Linked DNA regions of Homo sapiens: region 2 is linked to region 1. Evidence: chromatin loops called from intact Hi-C (ENCODE). Cell type or tissue: GM12878. All regions are shown on one strand. Links, peaks and the distances in the headings refer to the core of each region. The heading gives the core; the rest is flanking DNA. Region 1 overlaps ERC1 (ELKS/RAB6-interacting/CAST family member 1). Region 2 has its middle 16 kb from the start of LINC00942.

Region 1 (16,547 bases), core at 4,471-12,470:
ATTTGTAATTTCTGATGCAAAGAAATTTTAACCAGTTTTTCATTGCATTTACTTCTTCAGTAATTTAGTAATTATTTTCAACTTTAATTTAAAGGGTGCAGAGCTGGAGGCAGCCATAGAAGAAAAATCATACTGTGGATATGAGTGCTTCTCCTCCCACTCAAATGGCTGTAAAGGACGTATTTTAGAAGGAAGGCACTGGCTGGGCATGGTGGCTCACGCCCATAAGCCCACCACTTTTGGAGGCCAAGACAGGTGTATCACGTGAGGTCAGGAGTTCGAGACCAGCCTGGCCAACATGGCAAAACCCTGTCTCTACTAAAAATACAAAAATTAGCTGGGCATGGTAGCGTACACTTGTAATCCCAGCTACTTGGGAGGCTGAGGCAGGAGAACTGCTTGAACCCAGAGGCAGAGGTTGCAGTGAGCTAAGATTGCGTCACTGCACTAGAGCCTGGGCGACAGACTCTGTCTCAAAAAAAGGAAGCAAGGCACCAATTGCCAGACAGCATTTTTTCTGTATATTTGTCTATCTTTATTAAATGTAACTTCTTTAAATATCATGTTATTCAGCTTTTCTGGGTTTTTGTGAATACTTCAATCACTAAATCTTCCATTGTCTTCAGGATTCAAAAATTTCCTCTATGGAGCGTGGGCTTCGAGACCTGGAAGAGGAAATTCAGATGCTGAAATCGAATGGTGCTTTGAGTACTGAGGAAAGGGAAGAAGAAATGAAGCAAATGGAAGTGTATCGGAGCCATTCTAAATTTATGAAAAATAAGGTAATGGCATGTGAGACTTTTGATTCTTAAAAGGAGTTTGAAAAATTGATGCATATTTTTTACTTCTCTAGTGATGATAAAGCCGTATTTTACACTCTTTTATCAGGTTTCAGGGAAGAATACTTTTAGCATAGTTCTTTCAAATGAAACTTCTCCAGAATTAAAGTCAGAATTACTGACATAGATAGTTACTACAAGTTTTTACTTATAAAGACAATTCTCTGTATGAGGCTACATATGTATTGTCATGGTTTAAGTTTTCATATCTATTAGTACTTCCGAAAAACTTCCAGATGAGTTTTTCTCACTATATGAAACATCAGGTTCTTTACCTCTTGTGAATTATTTAAAAAGTCAAAACCCTAAGAGGCTTGAGATGGAGTTTCGCTCTTGTCACCCAGGCTGGAGTGCAGTGGTGTGATCTCAGCTCACTGCAGCCTCTGCCTCCATGTTCAAGTGATTTTCCTGCCTCAGCCTCCCAAGTAGCTGGGATTACAGGTGCGTACCACCACACCTGGCTAATTTTTTGTATTTTTTGTAGAGATGGGGTTTCACCTTGTTGGCCTGGCTGGTCTTGAACTCCTGACCTCAGGTGATCCACCCACTTCAATCTCCCAAAGTGCTGGGATTACAGACGTGAGCCACCGTGCCCAGCCCTAAGAGGCTTTTTAATGAAATGGGTGAAATGAAGTTACGTTTCCCCTCCAAATACAGTTCTGTAACGGAAAGCCCTTTCTTTGCCCTATCCTGTGGGGAAGATCCACTTGCTGTCAGGTTTATTGCTTCCCATGTGCACTTCAGGCGTAATATGACAAAGATTGATACCACCAAGACCTATCAGTCTGTGTTTATCATCAGTCACAATGTTCCTTCCTTGTATCCAAAGTCATTTAGTTTGATTCTGTAAACTATTTAGGCAAGTTGGAGGATTTAGTTTATCACAATTATCAATTTACCAGTTTTGTTGTGGTTTCATTAAACATTATGATTGTAATTATAAAGTTTAAGCCAGAAAATAAGTGTTTTCCCCCTTTATTTCCCAGTTGTATTCTCCAGGTTCTTAGAAATGAAACCCGCAACATCCCAGTAGTGTGAAGGAATGATAACATCACTTCCCCTCCAGTTTCTGGCTTCTTGCCATGGTGCCCATACCTGGCATATAAGTCTACAGAATATTCCTCTGCTACCTCCAGACTCTATTATTAATTATTTCTACTACTTTCATTTCAGTTTTAGAAATTAAAAACTCACATACCCAACTTTTTTTTTTTTTCTTTTTCTTTTTTTTTGAGTCGGAGGTATGCTTTGTCGACCAGGCTGGAGTGCAGTGGCGTGATCTCGGTTCACTGCAGCCTCCGTCTCCAGGGTTCAAGCTTCAGTCTGCTGAGTAGCTGGGATTACAGGCGCCCACCACCATGCCCAGTTAATTTTTGTAGTTTTAGTAGAGACGGGTTTCACTATGATGGCCAGGCAGGTCTCGAACTCCTGACCTCAAGTGATCCTCCTGCCTTGGCCTCCCACGGTGCTGGGATATAATCATAGGTGTGAGCTGCTGCGCCTGGCCTCACATAACCAACTTTCTATTAGTTTGGATTTTTCACCCTGATTTGAGAACAAGACATAGTGCCGTATGATCTCTGTGTTTATGTTTTTCATTTGTTGATTAGCACATTCCAGTCCACTGTGGGGGGAAAAAACCTGTGAACTTAGAAACTACCTATGGCTCTTTGAAGAGGGAATGAGGGGAACAGATTTGATTGTATTATATAAGTTATTGTTATTTCTAGTTACCATTCTGCCTCAAAAGTAGACAAGAAGAAGACCTAAGTTGACACATAAGTGAAAAAGAATAATAATGTCGTGACAGGTAGAACAACTGAAGGAGGAACTAAGTTCGAAAGAGGCTCAATGGGAGGAGCTGAAAAAGAAAGCGGCTGGTCTTCAGGCTGAGGTCTTTGCCGTAAGATTTACCTCTTTGTGTGCAGTGGTCCCACAGTGGGACCCTGCTAGCTCTATGGCTTCTGGGTGGCTTACCCTTTCATTCTCTATGGTTGGCAGCTTTGCCCATTACTAGCACTAACCAGCCTGCTCTGCTCTTTAACTGACTCCTGTTCACTAGTTTGACCCACATGTCACTTTGTGTGCAGTGAGCCTTCACGTGTTCTGGAAGCCTTGTACCTGGTACTTTATTGTTGCTTTTGTCACTCTGTGGATGGTATTTCAAAGCCTGTTTCTTTCTCAACCCTTTATTGTTGGTTTATATGAATGGCGGCCTTCTTTTCTTCCTAGGTACAAGAATATATGCAGTTGTTCTAGGCCTATCACCTAGAGTTTATTTGAATTTGAAACTCTTGAGCAAAGTGCTTTACCTTATGTAGACATTATCTTTAAGTCTCCAGTGAGTGATTTTGCCACAAATGTTACTTTCTTTAGGACAGATGTATAGAAAGTATTTATCTAGTAAATTGAAATTACTAAGAGACTTATTTCAGGTATCTAAATCTAGTTCAATATTCTAATGAACTTAAAATTTCAATTCAGAACATAATAATAAAATAAATACAGTTGGCCCTCCATATCTGTGGATTTGCATCTGTGTGTTTAACCAACTGTTTTTTATTTTCAGGGTAAAAAAATGGATGTTGTGTCTGTGCTGAACATGTACAGGCTTTTTTCCCATGTCATTATTCCCTAAGCAATACAGTATGACAACTATTTACATTGTAAATATTTACATTGTATTACGTATTACAAGTAATCTAGAGATGATTTAAACTATACTGGAGGATGTGCATAGGTTATATGCAAATTCTACATCATTTTATATCAGGGACTTCAGCCTTCATTAATTTTGGTATCCAAGGTGTGTCTTGGAACCAGTCCCCCATGGACCCATGGATACCGAGGGATGGCTGAATAATAAAGTAGCTAACACTTGCACACTTACTGTAAACATTTTATAACGTGCTGAGTTAGACATATTATCAACTCCAAATTATAGACGAGGAAACTGAGGTAACAGAATGGTGCCTAGGAAAACACAGCTAGTAAGAGGCAGGATTTGGTTTTATACAGGCAGTCTTCTTCCACATACTGCTTACAAGTTCTTTACTGACCTATACTAGGCTGTGCACACATTTGTCAAAGTGTCAGCAAAAACTGCTTCTGAAAATAATTGTGGCTAAGACTGGAATAAAAAAATACAGCATTTAAAAAACCAAACTTGGGCTACTTTTGTAGATTTGCTATTTATGGTCCACTTTATAGTATATATTAAAAAGGGAAATATTTTGGTGGAAAGGGTCTAATTTGGTTTATGGAAACCATATATTGGCTAGAGGGAAGGTTGATCAATAACTTCCTTTTTAAAATAGCTACTATTAGTAATTTCTGCATTGAGTCAGACAACAGGCTAAGCACATTTCACGCTTTATTTTACTGAATCCATAAACAGTACAGTGGCATTCGTATAATTTCTCCTTATTACTAATTAGGAAACTGATTAGGAAAGTAATTATTCAGGGACACATAGCTAGCTTAGTTCTGATAGGTGAATGTCTGCAAAGCCTTGTGCTCCTAAGCTTTGTATTATATTTGCTTCCCCTTTATAATGTCTTCCCTTCTCAGTCTTTAAGGAAAATTTGTGCTTCTAAACTCTGCTTTTCTTTTCTTTTTTTCTTTTTCTTTATTTTTTTGAGACAGAGTCTTTCTCTGTCGCCAGGCTGGAGTGCAGTGGCGAGATCTCGGCTCACTGCAACCTCTGACTCCCTGGTTCAAGCGATTCTCCTGCCTCAGCCTCCTGAGTAGCTGGGATTACAGGCATGCGCCACCATGCCCAGCTGATTTTTGTATTTTTAGTAGAGATGGGTTTCACTATGTTGGCCAGGATGGTCTTGATCTCCTGACCTTGTGATCCACCCGCCTCGGCCTTCCAAAGTGCAATGATTACAGGCGTGAGCCACTGCACCCGGCCTAAACCCTGCTTTTCATTTAAAATATTTTCTTTTCTTTCTTAGTCTTTAAGGTCAATATAGCATTATTTGAAGCTTACTTAATAATGCAGATGATGACGAAACAGATTTTTATATTTATTTTTGACCACGTGATTGGAGGTAGCTGGAAATTTGAATAATCTTAGTCATAGTTCTTTAGCTGAGAAAATGGTAACACTTTGAACATCCCCCAAAATATTCATTCATACAACAAATGTGTTTTTGTTACAATCAGTGTGTTAGGGAATGGAATAGTGTTAATGGGTTGTTTTTATTGGTGAAGGGATATCATAAAAGACTCCACGTTGTTACAGTGTGTGCTAACTCTTGGGTACATACTATTTTGCAGGATGAATATAGCCACCGTTTAAAATTATCTTCCACTGATGTTTTTAGTATCCTCAGGTACTTTGTATACAATAAGCATACAGAAATATTTGTTGAATGAATGAATAACTATATCTCTAAAAAGAGATTTTATGCATATGAGAAAAATACTTAATCTTTTTTGAAACAGAAGGCTAAATTGGAAATTTATTTTTGGTGTTCCTCAAAGGTCTAATTTTAATTAATGTGAAATTTATTTCTTCATGGGAAATTGTTCTCAAAAGCTTTATCCCTTATACCTAAGATTATTACAATTACAATACTTTAGATACATTCAAGTTTTTGAAAATGAAAAGATAACTTTTTGTTTCATCAGTGACACCGAAATTACTGACTTGTCAAATGTATACTTCCAATAATTAGTATCTTTTTTAGTTCCTTGTTAGGTGGTAGACATAATTTAAAAGGAGATGTAATTTCTGTTTACATGGCTTCCATTTAGGGTAAAAAACTATTTTTAAAATTCTTAGAAAACAGGAATGTAAAGAAGGTGTTAGAAAGAAAATACTTTCAATGTTAAGAGAGAAATTAATCAATACACATAACATCAAATTATAGGATTTTACAAAACCATGTTATGTATAACATTAAAAGTGGCTTTTTAAGATAAGAATTTTATGCAAACTTTTGAGAATGAAAAAGATAACAGTGAAAAATTAGCACAACAGCAGCAGATTTTGAATTTTAAATAGTACTAGGAGGTTTCTAAAACCTTTTTTGTTATATCTGCACTCATCCTGCATTTGATCCATCATGTTCTGAAGAGGTCTCACCTAGAAAAATGAAAACCATTTCATCAGTACAGTGGTGTTCAGTTGCTTACTGCTGTCTCATAGTCATCTAATTGAATTGGAATTTCCTTTCCCTCCATTCCCTTTCTAAGAGGTTTCAAAGAATATTTAGAAGACACAATAAATGAAAACTGGACATTTCCCTATTGGTTGAATAAGTTTAGTGGTTTTTTTTGGCTCAGGGTTGGGGAGATCCAAGGTTATGTCATGCAAAAAGATGAATATGACCTATCACACAGTTCGTGCTGCATTTAGTTTCATATTTTGTGACTCAGATCTGTGAAAGATACAGATAAGAGGTGTTTGTTTTATTTCTTTTTTCCTTAAAGTGTTTTACTTCTTTTCTAGATTGGCCAGGTGAAACAGGAGCTGTCCAGAAAGGACACAGAACTACTCGCCCTGCAGACAAAGCTAGAAACACTCACAAACCAGTTCTCAGATAGTAAACAGCACATTGAAGTGTTGAAGGAGTCCTTGACTGCTAAGGAGCAGAGGGCTGCCATCCTGCAGACTGAGGTAGAAACAATTCTGGGATTTGTGGGGAGTTGGTTTCTTGGCACCTTTTCATAAGCGTTACCTGTGCTGTTTTTGTTATGTTTAGAATTGGGAAATATGAGTAATGTTATGATTAATTCTTCAGCAGCGTGATCAGTCACTGTGCTAAAATGTAACCATCTTATTTCAGTTGTTCTTAGATCTAACAAGTTAAAACAGGTGCAGTTTATGTTTTTAATTCTTTAAACTTTTGCCAAGTCTGTACTTCAAAGTATACTCTGACAGTATTAAAAATAAAAGGATAATTGTAAAAGAGAAATCATTGATTTAGAAGCTTCAGTTCAACCCCTGGTGAATTTTCTAGTCATGAATGACAATGAGCTTGGTTACACTGTGTTTGGAGTACATTTAAGTGTCTTTAAGTTGTGATATTATGAATAACTGTATATAGGAAACTGGAATCTGTTAAAGTTCTAGATAGTCTAATTTTAAACCACAGATTATTAGACAATGTGTCTTCATATCCTGTTTGAAAATAAAGTTAGTGTTTTTAGAATTTTTTTTTTTTTTTTGAGATGGCCTCTCGCTCTGTTGCCCAGGCTGGAGTGCAGTGGTGTGATCTTGGCTTGGCGTGATCTTGGCTCACCACTACCTCCGCCTCCTGGATTCAGGTGATTCTCCTGCCTCAGCCTCCTGAGTAGCTGGGATTATAGGCGCATGCCACCAAGCCTGGCTAATTTTTGTATTTTTAGTGGAGATGGGGTTTCACCATATTGGCCAGGCTGGTCTCGAACTCCTGACCTCTTGATCCGCCCGCCTCTGCCTCCCAAAGTGCTGGGATTACAGGCATGAGCCACCATGCCCGGGCAGTGTTTTTCAAAATCTTGGAAGATGATCTAGACTATTGGCTATGACTTCAGTTAGGTATCCACCATCTTCAGATAGGTATATGACTTCAGATAGATATTTAGTGTATTTGCTAAATAATCCCAGATCGATTCTTATCTATCTTACTTTCAATGATCGAAGAGAAAGAGTTGATGATACCATGTGGATTTACTGTCTTAATATAAATATTTTTTAAAGGTTGCAGTGAAATAGATAATTTAAGAATAGATAAGTAGTTTTGCTTTATAGAAGAAACATAAAGCATATGATGTAGATTAGCTTTTTTTCTTTAAAGAAAAATAAGAACATAATTTGGTGGAAAAAAGGAATGAGGAGGAAAAGAAAGAATAAAAACCTCATAGTCTTAGAAGACAAGAATCTTCCAATAAGGAAGAATGAAGAAGGAACCTAAACTGTTTCATGTAATATTTTTATCTGTACAATTTGGGGCTTTGTTAAAAATGGGAGATTTTAGCTGACATGTTTGTCATTTTTCTTATAACTTACACTTTTTCTATTTTAGTTATGTTTCATTTTGTTATGATGTCAGCTCCATTCTACCTCACAGAGATATTTGGGTATAAAATCATGAGATGCAGTAGTGGCTAAGGCTTTGGCTCTAGAGTCATGTTTACTGAGTTTGGACTTCCATCTTTACCACTTACTATGAGTCGCGTGATCCTGGGAACGTATTCAACTTCCTTACACTTCACTTTTCACGTCTGTAAGGTGAAGAGAATAGTAGTGCTTAACTCATAAGTTTGTTGTTAGAATTAAACTCGTTTATTTACTGCCAGTGTCTGGCACATAGTAAAGTCTTTGTACATTCGTCATTGTTATCATTTTATAATTCTTCTAATAAAATCAACTAATGCATATACTGTTGAGATGTTAAGAGAACATAGTATTTAGATGATCTGCATTTTCTTACTTTTATTAAGCTAAACTTAGGTTTATTCAGGGAATTATAAATATGAAATCATCTAGATAATGTTACCTGCAAAGTTATTCATTTATAGCTTTATTTTAAAAATTTTTTGTGGGTGCATAGTAGGTATATATATTTATGGGGTATGTGAGATATTTAATACAGGCATACAATGTGAAAATAAATTATGGAGAATGGCGGTATCCATCCCCTCAATCGTGTATCCTTTGAGTTACAAACAATCCAATTACACTCTTTAAGTTATTTTAAAATGTAATAGCTTTATTAATCGTTTTTCACTTCAGTAGCTTGAGTGCATGCAATACAGCAAAAGGGTCAGAAGAGGGTGCCAGTGTTCTAGAGGTCAGCCGCACTTCCAAGTTTGCTACTGTAATAGCTTTGGATGGAGGTGGCAGGTGTACAAACCAGAGAACCAAGCAGTTGGTTAATGATAATGCAAACATTTAAAAGCTTGTCACAGTCTAATAAATGACTTTTCCCCCTTGGCAATCCATGCTTCTCTTTGTACCCCCCTCAAATAATATTCTTATTAGCCAGGTCTCACCCAGATGGGCTTGTGATTGGTTTCTTGTACCATAGAGAATAGATTGTATTTATTGTCATTCATGAATGGTTTTTAGTTTTTAGCCATTGCAGGAGTAGCTGAGTCTCAGTGATTATTTCTGTAAGTTACTAGGGCCACTGCGCAAATAGAACCATCTCATCATAAAAGATAAAAGAATGAAAGCTAACTTTCTTTGGAATTTGGGATGATTTTAAGAATGTAATATGTCTATTTATTAGCATTGCTTAAAAAATTACTCTGGTGGCACTTGACAAGAGTCACCTTTTCCAATGTAACTTGCCAGTGTTAGAGCCCAGTAAAAGGCAGTTTATACCAGCTCTTTGAAAGTTTTCATGTGTTTCTATAATTTGCTCTTAGTTGATTTCATCTTTTCTGCAGCTATCCCAGACTTCGATCTAACACTCGGATTACTAAATTAAGTATATATGAAAAAAGAACATGGAGCATGGAGTTTTTCTTTCATTTTTATTTTTAGAGATAGAATCTTACTCTGTCACCCAAGCTGGAGTGCAGTGGCATGATTATATTAATAGCTCATTGCAGCCTGGAACTCCTGGGATCAAACGCTTCTCCTGCCTCAGCCTCCTGAGTAGCCAAGACTTATAGGCATGTGCCACCACACCTGGCTAATTTTTAAAACTTTTTGCAGAGACAGAGTCTCACTGTGTTGCCTAGGCTGGTCTGGGACTCCTGAGCTCAAGCAATCCTCCTGCCTCTGCCTCCCAAAGTGCTCGGATTACAGGCGTGAGCCACTGTGCCTAGCCTGGAGTTTAAAAAATTTTAAAAATCCTTTAAGGAAAACAGTTACATGTGAAAAGATCTGTTTGTTTTTTGTTTTGTTTTGTTTTTTTTGTTTTTTTTTTCCCTATTCAGGGTACATGGACTAAGGCCCTCTGGTGTTATACAAGGTACAGTATATATGGAATCGCTCCCGTTTTGTAACCATCTCTTTTAATCTGATGACTTTCACAGAGGTGGTCTGGATTTAGTAATATAGTGGTTAAAAGCATGGTCTTTGGTGTCAGACATAGGCTTGAAAACCAGCCCTCTACCTTTACTAGTTGTGTGACCTTAGAGGAGTTACTTTACTTCTTCTTTGTGTGTGTGTGTGTGTGTGTGTGTGTGTGTGTGTGTGTGTGTGTGTGTGTGTGTGTGAGATGGAGTTTTGCTCTTGTTGCCCAGGCTGGAGTGCAATAGCACAATCTTGGCTCACCACAACCTCGCCTCCTGGGTTCAAGCGATTCTCCTGCCACAGCCTCCCGAGTAGCTGGGATTATAGGCATGTGCCACCACACCTGGCTAATTCTGTATTTTTAGTAGAGATGGGGTTTCTCCCTGTTGGTCAGGCTGGTCTCGAACTCCCGACCTCAGGTGATCTGTCCTCCTCAGCCACCCAAAGTGCTGGGATTACAGGTGTGAGCCACCGCATCCATTCAGGAGTTACTTTACTTCTTTAAGCCTCCATTTCCTCATCTATAAAATGAGGATAATGATAATAACAACTTCCTAAGGTTTTTATGACTAGGTGTTTAATTCTGTTCTCATCTGAATATGGAGGGACATTTTTTTATTAATTTATTATTTTTTTTTTGCGACAAGGTTTCACTTTGTCATTCAGGCTGTAGTGCAGTGCCTTGATCATAGCTCACTGTAACCTTGAACTTCTGGGCTCAGGTGATCCTCCCACTTCAGCATCTTGAGTAGCTAGGACTACAGATGCAGGCCACCTCTCCTGGCTGATTTTTTAATTTGTATTTTTTGTAGAGACAGGGTCTCACTATGTTGCCCAGGATGTTCTTGAACTCCTGGCTTCAAGCAGTCCTCCTGCCTCAGCCCCCAAAGCACAAGAATTATAGGCAGGAGCCACTGTGTCCAGCCATGGAGGGAAATTTAAATTCAGTGGGTTAAAAAATTTCGAAACACCTTACAGTTTATAGCACTTTGATTTGATTTGATCTTTATTGTTTTATTTGCTCTTCATAGTAATGGCATGGGTTAGACAAGATAATTATTGTTGTTTTGCTTTTATAATTGAGAATTTTGTGAACTGCTTATTAGCATACCACTTTTGACTGGCACTTGAGGCTACTCTCACTAGTAACACTGGGACTTTTGATATATCATTTACAGTATTCTCAAGAATTAAAGTTCTTTTCTTGTTCCAAAATTGTGATGCTATACTAGGGACCTACCATTAAATGTATTTTCAGGATGAATTCTCAATGTGCAGAGCAGAGCTGATTGTATCAATAAGCCAAAATAATGTACACCTTACTGCTTCAAAGTAGTACAGGTTTTTCCCCTTCTCCAGGAAATTGTGTTTTGGAATTCTGTTTATTATAGGTAAGGAATATAATCTATATCTTAGTAATAGTAAGAGGAAGTGGTTCTTTTTTTCGGAGGTGCTCAGGAGATCAGCATCTAGCACAAGGTGAGGACCTGCCCTTGCTCTAGGATGTTTTGGCACTAGGCACTAGAGCTAGGATGCTGTTGTTTGACGTGCACCCTCTGCTTGCAGTCCCAGCCCAGTTCTGACTTCTTCAGCATACTAAGAGTTAGTAATACATTCTTAGAACTAGAGGGCATTTTTAGAGATCATCCAGTCTTTCCGTAATTTAAAGAATATGTATGATAATATCTAACCTGAGTCTTGTACCATGGAGGGTTTGTATACTTTCATTTTCCCAGTTAATTCTTAGAGTAACCTTCTAAGAAATAAGAATTGTTGTAACATTTTACAGATGGGGAGTTAAAACTTAGAGAGACTGAGGTTACATGACCTAGTGCCCGATCGATTCAAACCCGCAAACTTGCGTTCTTGATCATAACGCTGCAATTCCTCCCTGTGCAGAGAGAATATAGTGACATGCTGAAGGCCTATACAACTACTTGGTATTAGTTTTGGGACTGGAATTCATCATTTCTGACTTCGCTAATTATGATGTGCATAGACGACCATGACTCTTGTTTGATTGGTAGGTTGAGGACTAGCCACAAAGAAAGATGGGGAGAAGAAGAAACAATTCATGTTGGTAGAGAGGAGAAAAGGATTTAGGTTGATGGAATTACATAGCCTCAGAAAGAGATAGGCATCTTTTGTGACGAGATTGTGAAAGAAGAGAAAGATGTATTGATTGATCTCTTCATTCAACACGGTTTTGGGAGTACCTGCTGAGAACCCTTCTGAGCACTGGGGATACAGTGGCAAATGAAACAAAGGCTGATGATCTCTATCTCTATCTCTATCTCTATCTCTATCTCTATCTATCTCTATCTCTATCTCTATCTCTATCTGTGTCTCTATCTCTATCTCTATCTCTATCTCTATCTATCTCTATCTCTATCTCTATCTATCTCTATCTCTATCTATCTCTATCTCTATCTCTATCTCTATCTCTATCTCTATCTGTGTCTCTATCTCTATCTATCTCTATCTCTATCTCTATCTCTATCTCTATCTCTATCTGTGTCTCTATCTCTATCTCTATCTCTATCTCTATCTCTATCTCTATCTGTGTCTCTATCTATCTCTATCTCTATCTCTATCTCTATCTCTATCTGTGTCTCTATCTCTATCTCTATCTCTATCTCTATCTATCTCTATCTCTATCTCTATCTATCTCTATCTCTATCTATCTATCTCTATCTCTATCTCTATATCTCTATCTCTATCTGTGTCTCTATCTCTATCTCTATCTCTATCTCTATCTGTGTCTCTATCTCTATCTCTATCTCTATCTCTATCTCTATCTGTGTCTCTATCTCTATCTCTATCTCTATCTCTATCTGTGTCTCTATCTCTATCTCTATCTCTATCTCTATCTGTGTCTCTATCTCTATCTCTATCTCTATCTCTATCTGTGTCTCTATCTCTATCTCTATCTCTATCTGTGTCTCTATCTCTATCTCTATCTCTATCTCTATCTGTGTCTCTATCTCTATCTCTATCTCTATCTGTGTCTCTATCTCTATCTCTATCTCTATCTCTATCTGTGTCTCTATCTCTATCTCTATCTCTATCTGTGTCTCTATCTCTATCTCTATCTCTATCTCTATCTGTGTCTCTATCTCTATCTCTATCTCTATCTCTATCTCTATCTGTGTCTCTATCTCTATCTCTATCTCTATCTGTGTCTCTATCTCTATCTCTATCTGTGTCTCTATCTCTATCTCTATCTCTATCTGTGTCTCTATCTCTATCTCTATCTGTGTCTCTATCTCTATCTCTATCTCTATCTCTATCTCTATCTCTGCCTATTGATATATCTGTATATATCTATCTAAATCTCTGAAACAGCTGCTCAGAGTAAAAGAGGACTGGGTGCTATGAAAAGAGATAGGGCTTAGAATCTTTTTCAGATGAGTGTGTTTCTCTCACTGTTGTATGTGGGTTGTTGAGTTATGGGGTAGGGGTTGGGGGTGGGTGCTGCAGGGTGACACTGGTATGATATTCAAGTCTGCTTGTGAAGGTAGACTGGCTTTGGAGTGCTCCTTCCCCTTTCAGCATCCTCTCTATACCTGGGGCAGAGCATTTGTTCTAGCAGCGGTACAGATGATCATGCCAGAGGCGTTCTGATCTGGGAGGCTTGCTTCCTGCCACAACCACTCCCCCAGCTCCAGCTGGTGAGATGGCACTGCTTACGGTGGTGATGGGGTAATGTCTTGTTTGTGGGAAGATGTAGATACTGATAAGCTTAAGAAGTTACATTAAGTTACTTAAGAAGATAATGATAAGCTTAAGAAAATACAGTTACTTAAGAAGATAATGATAAGCTTAAGAAAATACAAGCATAAGTATGGCTCTTAATACGCTAGAAAAATCAAAATGGAATGTATAAGTTTCAAACCGTCAGAGTAAAACCCAGTTTACCCAGTGGAGAATAGAGAAGAATGGGGAGGGGAGAGAAAGAAATGTGATAGCATGTGGACACCATGAAAAAGAAGGCTGAGATAAGTACAAATCATGGGAAAGTCAATAAATACAAATAAGTACTTAGATCAAAATGAAAATATAAATCTCAGTTGGGCTAAAAAGATACAGAAAGATACTGTCAACAAGAGTTAAACAGACAAAAAGTAACAGCAAAGTTAAAAATACAGAGATAGAAAAAAATTTAAAAATAAAAGTTATATCAGGAAAATAGGCCTTCCCAAATATGATTTATTTTAATATTGATTAAATTATCTTTTAAGGCACACAGAGCAATGTTATATGCTGATAAAAGAAACAGTAGATCAAGAAAATATAACCGTGCCGATCGATGCACCTAACAGCATGGCATTTAAATACATAAAGCGGGCCGGGCGCGGCAGCCCACGCCTGTAATCCCAGCACTTTGGGAGGCTGAGGCGGGTGGATCACCTGAGTTCAGGAGTTCGAGACCAGCCTGGCCAACATAGTGAAACCCTGTCTCTACTGAAAATACAAAAATGAGCTGGGCGTGGTGGCACGCACCTGTAGTTTTCAGCTACTTGAGAGCCTGAGGCAGGAGAATTGCTTGAACCCAGGAGGTAGAGGTTGCAGTGAGCTAAGATCATACCCCTGGGTGACAGCGCAAGATTCTGTCTATAAGTAAACAAATAAATGTATATATAGCAGCAATGAGGTGAAACAGATAAATCAACAATTGTAGTTGGTCATTTGGATGTGCTCCTGTCAGAATTTGATCAAATAAAGAAGCATCAACATAAAGTTTTAATAACATTAACAAGCTCAAGTTCATAGATGTGTATATAGAATTTTGTCCTAACATAGAGAATAAACAATATTTTCAAGAACTTACTGAACAGTCGTAAAAACTAACCATGTACTGGGTCATAAAGGAAACTTTAAAATTCCCAAGAGTCAAAGTCACATGACTTTGCACTCCTAATGCAGCAAAATTAGAAATCAGGAGTAAAGATAGTAAAGTAGTAATAAAGGTAGTAAAGAACAGCAGCAGAAAACCAAAATAAGTATATAATCTTGAAACATACTACCAAAATGACCTGTGGGTTAAAGGAAAAATATAAACATTTAAAAATGAGTGGCAGTGAAAGCTCTCTATATAAAAATTTGTGGAACATAATTAGAAAAAAATCTGTGGGGTGTAACTAAAGCAGTATTTAGAGGGAAATAGCTAGTTTTTAACATATTTATCAGAAAATAAGAAAGAAAAGCAAGTAATCTAGGTGTTCAAATCAGGAAACTTAGAAAAAACAGTTAATCCAAAAACAATAAAGAATAATAAATATAAGGTGAGAAATTAATAGAGAATAAAACAACACCAAGAGGTAGTTATTTGAAAAAGGTTAATAGGACAGGAACAGCTCTTACAGATGATAAAGGAGAAGTAACTACTAGTACTACAGAGTTTAAAAATAATATAAGACAACTCTAAACAATTATATTCGAATAAGCTTGAAAAACAAGAAGAAATAAGTTTCTGGAAAAATATAAAATGACAGAAGAAGTTCAAGAGATAAGAGAAAACATGAACAACAGTCGTTATAGAAATTGAAATGGTAATCAACCTCATCCCTTTTTCCCTCCCAAATCCTAAGGCCCAGATGGCTTTCGAGGAGAAAATATTTGATATTTTCTTTCTTTTTTTTTTTGGAGACAGATTCTTGCTCTTTCGCCTAGGCCGGAGTGCAGTGGCACAATCTTGGCTCACTGCAACCTCCACCTCTCAAGTTCATGTGATTCTCCTGTCCCAGCCTCCCAACTAGCTGGGACTACAGGTGCATGCCACCACGCCCAGCTAATTTTTTGTATTTTTAGTAGAAATGGGGTTTCACTGTGTTAGCCAGGCTGGTCTCAATCTCCTGACCTTATGATCTGCCCACCTTGGCCTCCCAGAGTGCTGGGATTACAGGCATGAGCCACCGCGCCCAGCCCAATATTTGATATTTTCTATCAAATATTTAAAAATAGTCATTTTCATCCTCAAGTTGTTCCCCACTCCCCAAGAAAAAACAAGAAAGCCTAATACTCTACCCAAGGATATGAGGAAAAATAAATAAATTAAAAGATACTCCATGTCAATAGATGGTATAATTTAATCCTGCAGGGATATCAGTTTTCCTGAAGTTAATGTATATATTCTTCTGCATTTCCAATTAAAACACCAAGCAGTCGGCCGGGCACGGTGGCTCACGCCTATAATCCCAGCACTTTGGGAGGCTGAGGCAGGTGGATTATCTGAGGTCAGGAGTTCAAGACCAGCCTGGCCAACATAGTGAAAACCCGTCTCTACTAAAAATACAAAATTAGCTGGGCACGGTGGTGCGCACCTGTAATCTCAGCTACTCGGAAGGCTGAGGCAGGAGAATCACTTGAACCCAGGAGGCGGAGGTTACAGTGAGCTGAGATCGCACCACTGCACTCCAGTCTGGGTGACAAGAGCGAGACTCCGTCTCAAAACAAAACAAACAAAAAAAACAAACAGTATTTTTTAGGAATTCATTTTATTTTAAATTTTGTAAGGAGGAGTTACAAAAAGACAAATACTACATATGATTCCACTTGTCATACCTAGAGTCAAATTCATGGAGACAGAAAGTAGAAAGGTGGTTACCAGCGGCTGGGAAGGAGAGAATGTGGAGTTTAATGGGTATAGAATTTTAGTTTTGTAAGGTGAAATGAGTTCTGGAGATTGGTTGCACAACAGTGTGAATATACTCAACACTACTGAACTGTAGACTTAAAATGATTGA
Region 2 (16,547 bases), core at 5,279-13,278, 400 kb after region 1:
CCTGGACTCAAGCAATCGTCTTGCCTCAGCCTCCCTAGTAGCTGAGATGACAAGCACATGCCACCACACATGGATAATTTGTTTTGTGTTTTTTGTAGAGACGGGGTTTCACCATGTTGCCCAGGCTGGTCTCAAACTCCTGGCCTCAAGTGACCCTCCTACCTTGACCTCCCAAAGTACTGGGATTATAGGCATGAGCCACCATGCCCAGCCCAGTTCTGTTTTTGAACAGATTTTTTATGTAAAAAAGTCTTCCTTAGAGACTCATGGATGGTTAGAGCAGTAAAGGATGTTAGAAATAATCCTGTCCAGTCTCTTCATTCTAAACACAAGGAGGCCTCAAAATATGTGGCCCTGTGTTCAAGGTCACATGGCCATGCATGGCAGCACCCAGACCCTGCTCCTCGGCCCCAAGCTCCCGCCAGTAGCACGCAAAAGATCTCGGAGCTGGGGCACCCTGGCCCCGGGTGACCTGGACACCCGCTAGCACACTAGCATATACACGGGTATATGGCACTCGCCTGCTCAGCCTTACACACCCTCCCATCCCAATAGGTCATTTTGTCAGAAAAGAAAATGACTCTAATTCGGAATTATTTATTTTTACTCAACCCGTATTGGGTCCTAGTATGTAATAACTCCTTTTCAAAGTATCTAGAAATACCTTAATAATTTCCCCCGGATTTTTTGCTGGAGATTAACATTAATAGTACGAAAAAAAGAGAAAACATGGCCGGGCACGGTGGCTCACGCCTGTAATCCCAGCACCTTGGGAGGCCCAGGCGGGCGGATCACGAGGTCAGGAGATCGAGACCATCCTGGCTAATACGGTGAAACCCCGTCTCTACTAAAAACACAAAAAAATTAGCCGGGCGTGGTAGCGGGCGCCTGTAGTCCCAGCTACTCGGGAGGCTGAGGCAGGAGAATGGCGTGAACCCGGGAAGCGGAGCTTGCAGTGAGCCGAGATTGCGCCACTGCACTCCAGCCTGGGCGACAGAGCGAGACTCCATCTCAAAAAAGAGAAAAGAGAAAACATTTGTTGGTATTTTAGCCCCTACAGCAAAGGTTGGCAATTTTTTTCTGTAAAGGACCAGAGAGAGAGTAAATATTTTAGTCAGGGCTGGATTCATAGGCAGTCACCCAGGACTCTGGGTTCAGGGACCACACTTGGTTTAGTCCTCAACTATTGCCATCATGGAATTCTTAATTTTTTTTTAAACAAGGGGCTCTACATTTGCATATTGTATCTCGAATTACGTGGCCAGTCTTGATTTTAGCATATGAAGCCCATACGGTCTCCGATGCCATTATCAGAGCGCTAAAGCAACGTATAAAAGATTGCACATGTTGCAATAAAACTGTGCACACTGAAATTTGAATTTCATATAATTTTCACGTCATGAAATATTATTCTTAAAAAAATTTTTTTCCAACCACTTCAAAATATAAGTCATTTTAGCTTGCAGCCTGTAGAAAAATAGATACTGAGCTGGATTTGGATGGGGAGGCGTAGCTTGCCAACCCCTGCCTTAAAGAAACATTTGGGCATACCGTAACTTTCCTCTTGTTGCAATTCTGCGTGGTGGCTCAGACCCCTGGGGACCTACCAAGCCTGCTCTGCACAGTTGATGCTAACGTGCTGCCCCACTGGGGCGCAGGAATGAGGTGTTAGCAGTAACCAAGAGTTGCTTGTGTCTACACTGTTGTGAGAGGAGGGAAATGTACCTGCGGCAGCACCTGTTCCTTTGACACCCTGGACCTGACCCACATGATCACAGTAGAGACGGAAGTCCAGCCATTTACTCCCTTCCCATTCCTCTCTCACTACACAGAGTCACTGTGGTCTCCAAGGTTACGATCCTGGTTCTCCTCCTCCGCCTGAGCGGAGACTCAGCAGCAAGACACACATGGCCGAGTCCTTCACCAGAGCCCCTTTGCATGGACCCCATGGTGCTTTCCTGGGGAATGAGGCTGGATGCCAGAAACCCAGCCCGACTCCTGTGCTCCAAGGCTCAAGAACACTCAGAACACCCCTCTGAAGACCCCCCTTGAGCAGATGCCCTCAAGGTCTAACCGGCTCAGGAGGGTCCCCAGAGCTCGGTGATGCTGGCTCAGAGAACCTGGGTAACGGAAAGGAGAGGCAGCTTTTCCCACTCACTGTCTCTGACACAAGCTCATTCTCCACAGTCATGTGAGTTTCCCAAACACCTTCCTCCCTCTGGCGTGTCTCTCTCAAGCCTCAGTCCAGTGAATGTGATTTATGAAAGGCCGTGAGGTCAGGCCCACCCATGGCAACAGCCTCAGCCCCTTCCCCGGCCTCTAACCCATTCTTCTTCAGTTACGCTTTCCATGCTCCTTCCTGATTTGCTCATCCCCAGAGACGGATGACCAGGGCTGTGAGCTCTGGTGTCAGAGTTCATTCCAGATGCAGGCTTGAAACTGAAGGAGCCAAGTCAGCCCCCTAAGGAAGGTTATAATTGCTAAAGGAAATACTGAGGAGGGAGGTGGATGGATGCGCTATGGCTGAGAGATTGTGTGTCTTGGGACCTTGGCAACTCAAACTTCTCCACAAAAGCAGAGAAGGAACAAGGAGAAAGTCAGTGGCAGCTGGACCCCAAGGCCACCAGCACCCCAGCAGTGACTGTGTCTAAAGCAAGGTCATCCACGTAGATGACTGCAGTGAGAATGGATACTCAGCTGCAGAGCGAGAATGAGCTCTCATTATTAGCGGCTGTTTTAAAATCATTTAACAATTTGGGCTAAGGGCTGTTGAGAATATAAAACAGTGTGAGCCAAGGAACTTAGCCTCTGGTTAGAAAGGTAAAACTAATTCATAAATACACATTGAATGCGAATAAAAGGCCATATGTGATAGGTTCATAATGAACTTATTCGACAAGCCTGTATTGAGTGCCTACTGTGTGCTAGAGACTTCAGTTCCTTTTTAAGATTGTTTTTACTTATTTTTAATTGACAAATAATAATTGTACATATTTATGGGGTGCAATGAGATATTTTGATCTATCTGTACATTATAGAAAGATTCAATCAATCTGAATAACACTCCCTCACCTCACTAACATCATTTTTTGTGTGGTTAGAACATTAAATATCTATTTTTAGCAATTTGAAATATACAATGCATTATTATTAACTGAGGTCACTGTGCAGAACAGTCACCAATACTTGTTCCTCCAGTCTAACTGAAACTTCATATCCTTTAATCAACCTCTTCCCTTTCCCCATCCCTCCCCCTCATATTCCCAGCCCTGCGACTCTCTGTTTCTATGAGATCAATTCTTTAGATTCCATATGTAAGTGAGATGACACAGTATTGTCGTTCTGTCCCTGGCTTATTTCAGTTAGCATAATGCCCTCTGGTTCCATCCATGTTGTCACAAATGACAGAATTTCCTTCTTTTTAAAGGCTGAGTAGTACTCCATTGTGTATATACCACATTTTCTTTATCCAGTCATCCACTGATGGACACTTAGATGACTTCTATATTTTGGCAATTGTGAATAATGCTGAAATGAATGTGGGAGTGCAGATATCTCTGCAACATATCAATTCCTCTGGATATATACCCAGAAATGGGATGGCTAGATCATATGGTAATTCCATTTTTATCTTTTTGAGGAACCTTCATACTGTTTTCCAGAATGGCTGTACTAACCTACATTCCCATCGACAGTGTACAAGGGTTCCCTTTTCTCCACAGCCTCACTAATAATTATCATTTGTCTTTTTGATAATAGCCATTCTCACAGGTGTGAGGTGATGTCTCATTGTGTTTTCAATTTGCATTTCCCCGATGATTAGAGATGTTGAGCATGCACTCTGGGAGGCTGAGGCAGGCGGATCACTTGAGGTCAGGAGTTCAAAACCAGCCTGGCCAATATGGTGAAACCCTGTCGCTACTAAAAATATAAAAAAATTAGAAGGGCATGGTGGTGCACACCTGTAATCCCCGCTGCTCAGGAGGCTGAGGCAGGAGAATGGCTTGAACCCGGGAGGTGAAGGTTTCAGTGAGCCGAGATCGCACCACTGCACTCCAGCCTGGGCGACGTAGTGAGACCCTGTCTCAAAAAAAAAAAAGAAAAAGAAAAAAGGAAAGTAATGCCACCAGAGGATACTATATCTAGCAAAATTACCCTTCATAAATGAAAGATAAATAAAGTCTTTTTCAGACAAACAATAACTGAGGGAATTCATCACCACTAGGTCAACCTTACAAGAAATGCTCAAAGGAGCACTACACTTGGAAGCAAAGGACAACAGTTACCATCATGAAAACACATAAAAATATAAAACTCACCGGTAAACAAACACACAAATGAGAAAGAGAAAAGACTCAAGTGGTGGGTGTCACTGCAGAAAACCATCAACGATAAGGACAAACAATAAAAGAAAAAGGAACAAAGAACATATAAAACAACCAGAAAACAACTAACAATATGACAGGAACAAAACCTCACATATCAATAATAACCTTGAAGGTAAATACATTAAATTCTCTGCTTAAAGGTATAGATTGGCTGAATGGATTTTTTAAATGATCCAACTGTATGCTGCCTACAAAAAACACACTTTACCTGTAAAGACACATAAAGACTGCAAGTAAGGGGATGGAAAAAGATATTCTATGCAAATGGAAACCAAAAGCAAGCTGAAGTAGCTACACTTATATCAGATAAGACAGACATTAAGTCAAAAACAGTAAAAAAAAAAGGCAAAGAAAGTCATTATATAATGATAAAGGGATCAATCCAGCAAGAGGATATAACAATTCTAAATATATATGCATCTGACACTAGAGCACCCAGAGTCATAAAGCAAATATTACTAGATCTAATGAGAGAGATAGACTCCAATGCAATAATAGTGGGGGACTTTGATACCCCACTCTCAGCACTTGACAGATCATCTAGAGAGAAAATTTAAAAAGAAACATCAGATTTAAGCTGGACTTTTGGCTAAATAGACCTAAAGATATTTACAGAACATTTATGCAATAACTGCAGAATACACCTTCTTCTCATCGGTAAGTGGAACATTTTCCAGGATAGACCATATGGCACACCACGCCTGTAATCCCAGCTACGTAGGAGGCTGAGGCAGGAAAATCGCTTGAACCCGGGAGGCGGAGGTTGCAGTGAGCCGAGATCGTGCCACTGCACTCCAGCCTGGGCGACAAGAGCGAGACTCTGTCTTAAAAAGTAATAATAATAAAATAAAATAATTTTAAAAAATGGGCAAAGGAGGTGAATAGACATTTCTCAAAAGACATACAATGGCCAACAGGTATATGAAAAAATGCTTAATATCACCAACAATCAGGGAAATGTAAACCAAAACTACAAAGAGATATCATCTCACCCCAGTTAGAATGGCTATTATCAAAAAGTAAAAAAATAACAGATGCTAAGGAGGATGTGGAAAAAAAGTGAACTCTTAAACATTGCTGGAGGGAATGTAAATTAGTACAACCACTACGGAAAGTAGTATGGAGATTTCTCAACTAAAAATAGATTTACCATTCGATTCAGCAATGCCACTACTGGGTATTTAGCCAAAGGAAAAGAAATCAGTATATCAAAGGGATACCTTCACTCACATGTTTATTGCAGCACTAGTCACAATAGCAAAGGTAAGGAAACAAGCTATATGTCCATTAACAGATGAATGAATTAAAAAATGTCATATATACACACGATGGAATACTATTTGGACATAAAAAGAGAATGAAATCGTGTCATTTGCAGCCATATGGATGGAACTGGAGGTCATTATGTTAAGTGAAATGTGCCAGGTATAGAAAGATAAGTAACGCATGTTTTCACTCATTTGTGGGAGCTAGCAAACTTGATCTCATGGACATACAGAGTAGAATTGATAGGTACCAGAGAATGGGCAGGGTGGGTCGGTGGAAGTGGAGATGAAGAGAGGTTGTTTAATAGGTACTAACATATAGTTAGATAGAAGAAATAAGGCCGGGCGCGGTGGCTCACACCTGTAATCCCAGGACTTTGAGAGGCTGATGTGGGTGGATCACCAGAGGTCAGGAGATCGAGACCATCCTGGCTAACACGGTGAAACCCCGTCTCTACTAAAACAAATACAAAAAATTAGCCGGGCGTGGTGGTGGGTGCCTGTAGTCCCAGCTACTTGGGAGGCTGAGGCAGGAGAATGGTGTGAACCCAGGAGGCGGAGCTTGCAGTGAGCCGAGATGGCGCCACTGCAGTCCGGCCTGGGCAACAGAGCGAGACTCTGTCTCAAAAAAAAAAAAAAAGAGAAGAAATAAGTTCTCATGTTTGATGCAGAATAGGGTGACTAGCAACAATATTATATATATTTCGAAGTAGAAGAAAGGACTTGAAATGACACCAACACATAGAAATGATATATACTCAAGGGGATAAATACCCCAAACACCCTGACTTGATCGTTACACATTCTGTCCATGTAACAAACACTCACATATACTCCATAAACATATAAAATACTATGTATCAATAAAAGAAAAAATAGTTACCTAGATTTTTTGGCTAGAGAGTGACATAACAAAAGTGGCATTTAAGGAAAGACATAAACTATCAGAAGGCAGGGCTTTGTTGTGATTAGCTTGTGTGGATGATATCAAACAGAATAAACTGGAGATGAACCATTCAATCAATGATGACTGATCGAAATAAAGTGCACAGGCTCACTTCTGAGATGGTGGTAACTTTGGCAGACAACGCAAAACTTATTTTTCTTTGACGTGACTACTTAGCTTCAAAAGTTCATATACACTTCGACTCCCTAAAAGAGAGGAGGCTTTAGGGTCAGACAGACTTGGTTTGAAACACAATTATAACACTTGAGGCCTTGATCTCCTTGTCTGTAATATGGGATGCTGCATAACTTCACAGGGCTCTGAAGGAATCAAATGAGATGACCCATGCAGACTGCCTGGCCCGTGTCCTGGACATCCTGGACCTCCTGGCACAGGGCAAATTCTTCATAAGCTTACTTCCCTTCTCTTCCTTGTCTTGCAGAGTTGCAGTGGGTTTTATCCCAGTCTTTGTTGTTTCTGAAATGCTTATAGATTCACAGGAAGTTACAAAAATCATACAGAGTATCTTTCATCCAGTAACCTTTGGAGACTGGCTTTTCTCAGCATAATGCCCTTGAGATCCATCCAAATTGTTGCGTGTATCAATAGTTTTTTTCTTTCTTTCTTTCTTTTTTGTGCTCAGTAGTATTCCATGATATGGATGTACCAGAGTTTGTTTAACCATTCACCCACTGAAGGACATCTGGGCTTTTTCCAGTTTTCACTTATTACAAATAGAACTGCTATGAACTTTTAAGTATAGATTTTTGTGTAAGCATAAGTTGTCATTTCTCTGGGGTAAATGCCCAGGTGTGCAATTAATTGATCATATAGTAAGTCTATGTTTAGAAACTGTTTTTTAAGAAACTGCCAAATTGTTTTCCTCAGTGGCTGAACCATTTTACATTTCCACTAGCAATATATGAAAGATACAGTTTCCTCACATCCTCGCCAGCATTTGGTGTTGTCACTATTTTTATTTGAGTTGTTCTAATAGATGTGTAATGATATCTCACTGTGATTTCAAATTTCCATTTCTCCAGTGGTTAACAATGAATGTCCTTTTGTGTGCCTATTTGCAATCCATATATCCTCTTTAGTGAAATACCTATTCATGTTTTTTGCCCATTTTCTTTTTTTCTTTTTTTTTTTTTTTTTTTTACTGTTGTGTCTTGAGAGTTCTTATTTTCTAGATATAAACTTTTGTCAGATATAGTTTGAAAACATTTTCTCCTAGTCTGTAACCTGTCTTTTCATCCTCTTAACAGGGCTTTTTTCTTTATTGATTTTTTTCCTTTTATGGATCATACTTTTGGTATTAAGTCTAAGAACTCTTTATTTAGCCCTGGGTCCTAAAGATTTTCCCCTGGTTTTCTAAAAGTTTATAGTTTCATATTTTACATTTAAATCTATGATGCATTTTAAATTAATTTTTGTATAAAATGTGAGGTTTAGATTGAGATTCATATTTTTAATCTATGGATGTATAATTGCTTCAGCATCATTTGTTGAAAAGACAATTTTTCCTCCATTGATTTTCTTTTGCACCTTTGACAAAAATCAGTTGGGCATTATTTGTGTAGGCCTGTTTCTGGGTTTTCTATTCTGTTCCATTGACCTGTCTATCCTTCCCTAAGACTCTTTTTTTTTTTTTTTTTTTTGAGACAGAGTCTTGCTCTCTTGCCCAGGCTAGAGTGCAGTGGTGTGACCTTGGCTCACTGCAGCCTCTGACTTCCAGTTTTAAGCAATTCTCCTGCCTCACCCTCCAAGTAGCTAGCTGGGACTACAGGTGCATGCCACCATACCAGGCTAAATTTTTTTTTTTTTTTTTTTTTTTTGTATTTTTAGTAGAGACAGGGTTTCACCATGTTGGCCAGGCTGGTCTCGAACTCCTGCTCTCAAGTGATGCACCCACCTTTGCCTCCCAAATTTCCCAAATTGCTGGAATTACAGGTGTTAGCCACCACGCCCAGTCTAAGACCACATTTTATTCTCCTAAATGAAATAAATTTCAATACAATATTTACCCTAGATTTCATTCTAGGCTGAGACTAAATACACAGAATTTCAACCTAAATTGAGTGATTTGGCAAAATTTCTAGAAACCTGGAAAAAGATGTGCTTTTTCCACAAAAATTGGTGGAACTATTTTCTCTTTTTTATTTTTATTTTTTGTGTTTGATAAAAGATACATAACATAAAATTAGCATGTTAGCAATTTTTAAGTGTATAATTCAGTGGCATTAAGTATACACATATTGTTGTGCAACCACCAGCTCCCAAATTTTTAATCATCCCCAACTGGAATTCTGTATCTATTAAACCATAACTCTCCATTCCCTTCTCCCCCAGGTCTTCGGCCACCACCATTCTACTTTCTGTATCTCTGAGTTTGACTACTCTGAGTACCTCATATAAGTAGAATTATGCAGTTTTTGTCCTTGGGTGTCTGACTACTTCACTTAGCATAATGTCTCAGGATCATCCATGTTGTGGCCTGTGGCAGAATTTCATTCCTTTTTAAGACTGAATAATATTTCATTGTGTGGTTATACCACATTTTTGTTTATGCACTCATCCACTGATGGACACTTGGATTGTTTGGCCACTGTGAATAACGTTGTTATGGATGGCTGTACAAATATCTCTTTGAGTCCCTGCCCTATTCTTTGGGTGTATGCCCAGGAGTGGATCATTCTCTCTTATACAAGACTCTAGACTTGTTCAAACATCTGCTCCTTTCCCTTCTTTCGTCAAGACCCCAGGGGGGTCTACAGGGGGACCCACTGGGCCACTAGGGGGAGCTCCCCACCCTGGGATTTGGTGGGGTCTCTGGCTTGTTTTGTGATCTCTAGCTTGGTGGAAGTAAAGGAAAACAGAGAAAAATGAAGGAAATGGCAGCCCCCACCCCCCAAGCCATTTCTCGTGGGTTTTTGTTCTGTGGAGTTCCAAGCACCACCTGGAAATTGCTTTATTAAAAGCAACACCTCTCTGGCCACAGGGGTGAGAAAGGGAGGTAAGAATCAAAGGATGGCCCTTTCCTCAGTTCTCAGTTTGGGGAAAATTGGTTTCCTGCCTCACTGTGAACTTGAACAGATTAAATAAAAAGCACTTCGTCTTATACATTTCTCTCAAGCTTTCCAGCCAATGCATCCTCTTCCACTATTTATAGAATTAGGGCCAGCATGGTAGATTTCCTGTCCTGAGTAATTGTAGGAAGGTAGGCTCTGAAAAGTAGGAATAAAGAACCAATTCCCAGTTTGTGGTAGGTGGAGGCAGAATTTGGCCTAAACAGCAGCAAGGGTCTCCCGATTTCTCTCCCGACAGGCTTTTCTACAACTGGGTGTGAAGCCTGACCTGGACTCCTGCTAGTTGTGTGATTGTGGGAGGTAATTTGGCCTCTTTAAGCCTCAGTTTTCTCATCTGTGAAATGGGATAACAGAGTCAACCTCATCGTGTTGCTGTAAGGATTAAATTCCTTAGTACACCATAACCTCTCAATTAGAATGGATTATGACTGTTGTTTTCCTGATGCTATCATAATTCTCCTGCAGAAGTTAGTCCTGGGTGGGAGCTGCTGTCCCTGCACGTAACTTCCTCACACCCCATGCCAGTACAGTATAGAAAAGCTACAGTGCAACTGACAAAGTGCCTACATGTAGTAACAATAGAAATATCCTAATCTGAAGCTTTTCCTGGGAGCTGGACTCCAGAGTCCGTGCTGCAGAGGCAGTGGTTTTAAAGCTGCATTGTGCTGGAGATGTTCCCTCCCATGACCCCGTCACCTCCACCTCCACCACAGCCACCATGCCTAGGATCACAGTGCAGGTGTCTACTGAGGGACAGCAGAAAGGGGGTGGCCAGGGCCTGGCTCAGGAGGAGCGAACACCTCCTTTCTCTTACCCAAGCCGGGAACAAGGACCAAAGAGAATCTACTTCCTTCCTTCCTTCTCTCTCAGCTGCCCTCTAGGGCAGAGAAGTGGTCAAATGGGGAGTCACAGAATCAGCCCCAGGTTAAGCAGTTCTTGTTGGTGGACCAGCCGAGTGACGAAGGGTTAGACAGGAAGGGATGCACACTGGGCTGCCCCCACCTTGTCCTGGTGCCGCCCCCTCCCTGGTTCTGGGGCTGCCTCCTGCATGTCCACGGGCTACCCCCTACCTGGTGTTGGGACTTCCGTTCCCAGCCCCAGGATCCAAGTTGATACCTGTGGATTCCGCGGCTCAAAACGTCCTTTGTTGCTACCGGGCAGTCAGCCACTCCTTGACCCCAGTGAGATGGAAGATAACGTCTCGGTGGGGATTTGTAGGAAAAACCAGGTCTAGGCTGGGGGCGGGGTGTGAACAGGGGTGACGGTGCTCCTGGCGTGGGAGAAGACACACCCCTGCAGCACGGTGCACACCCAGCCCACCGTCTTGGCAGATGGCTTCTGGAGCCCAGGACTGGGTAGGGCAGAACTGCAGGCCCCTGGCAGTTCCGTGGGGCCCCGTGGTGAACCCCGCCTCACCAGGTGTGCTCGTCCCTGCCTCCCGTCCTCCGCCCTCTGGGAGCAGGGCTGGGATTCTACTACTCTTCGTTCCAAACAGTGGTGAGACTCCGCCGGGGCCCCTCCAGCCCTTGGCACTGGCTGGCAGACAACAGCCTGAGGCTCCTCCCAGGCAGAGGTGGGGTCCTCCCAGGGCTGCCCACCGGTCGTCCTCTCTCGCATCCTCTCAGGGCTCTCCATGTTCAAGTTCCCCCAGCTCCAGTCCTCCCTCTCCTATTTCTGGCAGCTCTTAAGACAGCTGCTCCCCAGAGAAGAGACTCCCCTTCCTCTCCCCGTCTTGTTCCAGCTGCCAACCTGCATGATTCATTCCTGTCTCCCCACCGCATAAAAGGCACTCAGGCCATTGCTTGTGCCTAAGTAAATATTTATGTGCTCAGCATTTGTAGCGAGTGAGTGTCCTCTGTCTGTCTGGGTCACTGTTGTCAGTCACTGTGGCAAGCAGGGCCATGCCAAGGGTTCTCTAAGTGCAAAGCAAGAAGGTTTTAAAGTACTGATTGTGGTCAGATTTATTCTGATCCTTTAATTGTTACAATGAAGGCATCTTTAAAACACACAATCAAAACCCCACCCATGGAGGAAGAATCCTGAGGACTGTGGATTGCTTGACATGGGCTTGGTTACCTGGGCAGGGCCTTCCCTGGTCCACTCCTGGAGACCCTTGTCCCTGTAACTTACTGCAAACCCAGATGTACATTTAAATTAAAGAAGGCGAGTAGCTCCTGGCTGCCTGCCACCGGCTAGATGATGGGGGAGCCCTAAGCAGAGTCGCCCAAGGGAGTGGACTCTGGGCAGGCTGCTGCCAGGGTGGTGGGGTCTGAAGGTACTGGAAGGCTCTCAGGATCTCAGCAGCTTCCCCACCCACTCTGGGGCCCTGGAATGTCTCCTCCGTGCGATGCCCTGGTGCCTGAAATTCCACCACTGCATTTTGTAGCTTTTGCTGTGGATCTTGTAGCTTTCTGTTTCCAGAAATTCCAGCTTAAAATGCACCACAAATGTCAGCCCAAGAATAAAACAGGCAGGTGGGGATACAGGTCATGTTATCAAGCTACAAGAAAGGCAAAAGGAAAATTAAAAGTGGGGGAAGAGGGCCTGGGCACAGTGGCTCACACCTGTAATCCCAACACTTTGGGAGGTTGAGGGCAGGCAGATCAGTTGAGGCCAAGAGTTCGAGACCAGCCTAGCCAACATGGTGAAACATGGTGAAACCCAGTCTCTACTAAAAACACAAAAAATTAGCCAGGTGTGGTGGTGCATATTTGTAATCCCAGCAGTTTGGGAGGCTGAGGCACGAGAATCACTTGAACCCAGGAGACAGAGGTTGCAGTGAGCCAAGATCATGCCACTGCACTCCAGCCTGGGCTGTAACAGAGTGAGACCCTGCCTCAAAAAAAAAAAAAAAAAAAAAAAAAGCTGAGGGGAGGGGGACATAGGAGTATGCGTGTACAAGAGATCATCAGTACTTTGCAGGAGGACAAAGTGACTAGATGGTGCTTCTCTCTCCCAGGCTAGTTCCTTCTTGCCCTGTTCTCTCCTTATCTGTTACTCTCCTATCGACTCAGGTTTGGGGCACGAAAATCAGCACCTCCAATACCTTTCTAAGCCTATACAGACCTACGGTATTTATCTGTTCATTCTTCTGTCAGAACACAAAGGCGTTCAAGGCTCATAATTTGAAACATGAAATGCAAAAAGTCACTGGATATAATTTCCATCTCTTCGGTAATCACCTTTGTCTATATCATCCTCTTTATTTATTTATTACGTCTTTTTAGAGATAGAGTCTCGCTCTGTCACCTGGCTGCAGTGCAGTGGCATGATCATAGCTCACTGCAGCCTTCATCTCCCGGGCTCAAGTGATCCTCCTGCCTCAGCCTCCTAAGTAGCTGGGACTAAAAGCATGAGCCACCATGGCTGGCCCTCACCTTCTTTATTATGGCCAATGCATGAAGTCTTGGAGAGGACTTCTAGGAATGGAGGAATGTTAGGGTCTAATTAGCATTAAAGCTGACTGCTTTTTTATTATTATTATTTTATTTTTAAATGGAGTCTCGCTCTGTCGCCAGGCTGGAGTGCAGTGGCGCGATCTCAGCTCACTGCAACCTCTGCCTCCTGCCTCAGCCTCCGGAGTAGCTGGGACTACAGGCGTGCACCGTCAGGCCCGGCTAATTTTTTTTTTTTATTTTTAGTAGAGATGAAGTTTCACCATGTTGGTGAGGATGGTCTCGATCTCTTGACCCCATGATCCACCCACCTTGGCCTCCCAAAGTGCTGGGATTACAGGCGTGAGTCACCAAGCCTGGCAGTGACTGCTATTTTCTATGAACCATTTCATTGACCAACATACTCAGGAACCTCAACAATTAACAAAGGATGCTAATGTTAGTTATGTATTAGGACCCAGATGCTTGTACAGTTGTCTCTGGGTACCCCCTGGGGGATTGGTTCCAGGACCCTCATGATATCAAAATCTATCAAAATCTATGAATGCTCAAGTCCCTAATATAAAATGGGATAGTATTTGCATATAACCTACACACATCCTCCCAAATACTTTAAATCATCTCTAGATTACTTATAATACCCAATACAATGTAAATGTGATATAAGTAGTTGTTACACTGTATTGCTTTTTGTTTATATTATTTTTTGTTGTTGCATTATTATTTTTTATTTCTTAAAAACATTTTCAGGCTGGGTGCAGTGGCTCATGCCTATAATCCTAGCACTTTGGGAGGCCGAGGCAGGTGGATCACTTGAGCTCAGGAGTTCACGACCAGCCTGGTCAACATGGTGAAATCCCATCCCTACTAAAAAAATACAAAACTTAGGCTGGGCGTGGTGGCTCACGCCTGTAATCCCAGCACTTTGGGAGGCCAAGGCGGGCAGATTGCCTCAGCTCAGGAGTTAGAGACCAGCCTGGGCAACACAGTGAAACCCCGTCTCTGCTGAAAATACAAAAAATTAGTCGGGCGTTGTGGTGTGCGCTTGTAGTCCCAGCTACTTGGGAGGCTGAGGCGGGAGAATTGCTTGAACCCAGGAGGCGGAGGTTGTGCCAAGATTGCAGTCCAGCCTGCGCAACAGAGTGAGACTCTGTCTCAAAAAAAAAAAAAAAAAACCACGAAAATTAGCTGGTTGTGGTGGCGCACACCTGTGATCATAGCTACTCAGGAGGCTGAGGCAAGAGAATCACTTGAACCCAGGAGGTGGAGGCTGCAGTGAGCAAAGATTGTGCCACTGCACTCCAGCCTGGGCAACAGAGCGAGATTGTGTCTCAAAAAAATAAATTAAAAAAATAAAAATATTGTCAATCTGAGGTTGGTTGACTCTGTGAACGTGGGACCCACAAATAGGGAGGGCCAATTGTTTAAATACATAGAGTGAAAAATATCAGAGAGAAAGGAAGAGTGCCAGGCTAAATGCTTTAAGCTTAACATTTGAATATTTAAAAACTTCAATTGTTAAACAATTGTCCATTACAATGATGCATTTTCACTTATTACTGTTTGTCTCTGGTGATACAATCATTTTTTCCTGAAGCCAAACAAGTGCTTCAGATAAGACATTCTAGCAAAGATCACAGCTCATAGGGTGGAATTCAATAGTTTATAAATGCTTTTTTTTTTTCAAGACAGAGTTTCACTCTTGTTGCCCAGGCTGGAGTGCAGTGGTGCTATCTCAGCTCACCACAACCTCTGCCCCCCAGTTCAAGTGATTCTCCTGCCTCAGCCTCTCGAGTAGCTGGGATTACAGGAAGGCGCCACCACGCCCGGCTAATTTTGTATTTTTAGTAGAGGCAGGGTTTCTCCATGTTGGTCAGGCTGGTCTCGAACTCCTGACCTCAGGTGATCCGCCAGCCTCGGCCTCTCAAAGTGCTGGGATTACAGGTGTGAGCCACTGCGCCCGGCCTATAAATGCTTTTGATAATAATCGTGGGTCAGGAGACAAACCATTACTTCCTTGAGATGTCTGGATTACCTGTGGGTTTCCTTTATCATCCTTGTTAGTACCATTTAGCAAAAGCTAACATGATGGCGGAACCTAGGACCCAGTCTCAGCTCAGGGTGTGCACACCTGGTCCCTGGCAAGACCAAGCAGGAAGAAGCCAGGATGGCGGAAGACCTCAAAGACTCCAGTTCTCGCCAGCCCCTCTGCCGCCCTCCACTGCAATGCGGTCCCAGGGAACTTAAGTGATGTGTTTCCTGGGCCTGGGGCAGGGGGTGCCACGGCTCTTCTGGGCTACCCTGTACCTGTCAGCAAGCCTCTCTCCTCCCGAAAGCTCACTGGACGCTGGGCCTTTGGGATCCCTGGCTGAGTTCAGGATCAGAATGACCTGTGGAGCCTTAGAAGTCACAGACCAGAGGCACAGCCTTGGAAACTGGACTTTAAACATTCTTTCCCAGGAGATTCCGATAAACCAGGGACTCAACCCTCACTGCACTAGGAAGCCCCTCCAGGAGCTGTCTGTGAGTGAACAACTTTGAGACACCCTCTGGTCACCTGGCACAGGTGTGCCTCCCACCCTGGGCAGCCACGTGGGAGGGGTCAGCCTCCCCTGACAGCTGGAGAGGCCACTTTAGTGTCCTTGTGGGAGCTTGTGGCCATCCTTTCTCCCTTTCCTGGCTGGCCTCTCCTTCGGTATCTGCATTTTCTGTCGTCCTAACAGTCTCTGGAGAGGAAGGAAGAAGGGGCTGCTCTCGCTCTGGAATGCCAGCCCCCTGCTGAGTTCCTGCCGCCCTCTCTTCCTTGCTCCCAGCCCCCTCTACCAACAGGAACGGCCAATGCTCCTGGCTTTGCCTCTCTCTGCCTTTGTGCGTGTCTTACTGTGGCTCTCTTATTGTGGAGCACACATCACTCGACCCGAGGGCTCCCTGCTGCACCCTCCAGTCTGCGCTCTCCTCTTCCTAAACTTGTGGGCCCTGTCTACACAGGTTGCTCACTCCGCCATCTCTCTCGCCTTGCCCTCTGGCCTTCGTATTTATCAGTTCACTTTTTGAAACTGCACCTCCAGCCACCCTGACCTCTAACGCTCCTTACATTCCCTGTTTCTTGCCGTCAACACTTGAATGCCCCCTTGACCTTAAAAGTAAGTGTCTTGGAGTCAGATTCACTGTCTTCCTCTCAAACCTCCATCTTTCTCCATTTCCCCTTTGACTCCATCATAGCTTTGTTTACTCTTGGGGAGTATTTAGACCCATGCTTTTTACAGGTGAGGATCCAAGAAGGGGAGTGACCTTCCCCAGGGGAAACCAGCTCCTTAGTAAGAGAGAGGGAAGGAGAAGCTCGGCCACCACCCTTAGTCCTGATGGCCTTGAGCCGCCAGGGGCTCTGGCACCAGACGCATGTGGCCTGGGCATCTGATGTTCATTTCATTTCCATTTGCTTGTGTCCTGGCCCCACTATAAGA

What was found. Peaks named below come from ENCODE experiments on the same cell type or tissue, not always from the same donor. Only the 100,000 strongest peaks of a DNase experiment are listed, where the experiment ranks them.
Region 2: it touches region 1 in a loop (4-fold over the local background); 4 of 110 quality-filtered maps call a loop at or near these places.

The regions. Positions count from the first base shown.
Region 1 is chr12:1,109,566-1,126,112 of GRCh38, forward strand. It overlaps ERC1 (ELKS/RAB6-interacting/CAST family member 1), which reads left to right. Exons shown (of 19, transcript NM_178040.4): 5 at 627-782; 6 at 2,650-2,733; 7 at 6,301-6,468. It overlaps LOC124902857 (a long non-coding RNA gene), which reads right to left. Exons shown (of 3, transcript XR_007063157.1): 2 at 8,001-8,057; 3 at 5,849-5,934. Among named protein-coding and RNA genes, the nearest start is that of ERC1, 130 kb to the left of the region's middle. RefSeq lists an enhancer at 5,835-7,034. In GM12878, for the core only: a CTCF peak has its summit at 8,611 (motif pointing right); a DNase peak (open chromatin) is centred at 8,643.
Region 2 is chr12:1,507,925-1,524,471 of GRCh38, forward strand. No RefSeq gene overlaps it. Among named protein-coding and RNA genes, the nearest start is that of LINC00942, 16 kb to the left of the region's middle. In GM12878, for the core only: a CTCF peak has its summit at 9,402 (motif pointing right); no DNase peak of the experiment used is centred there.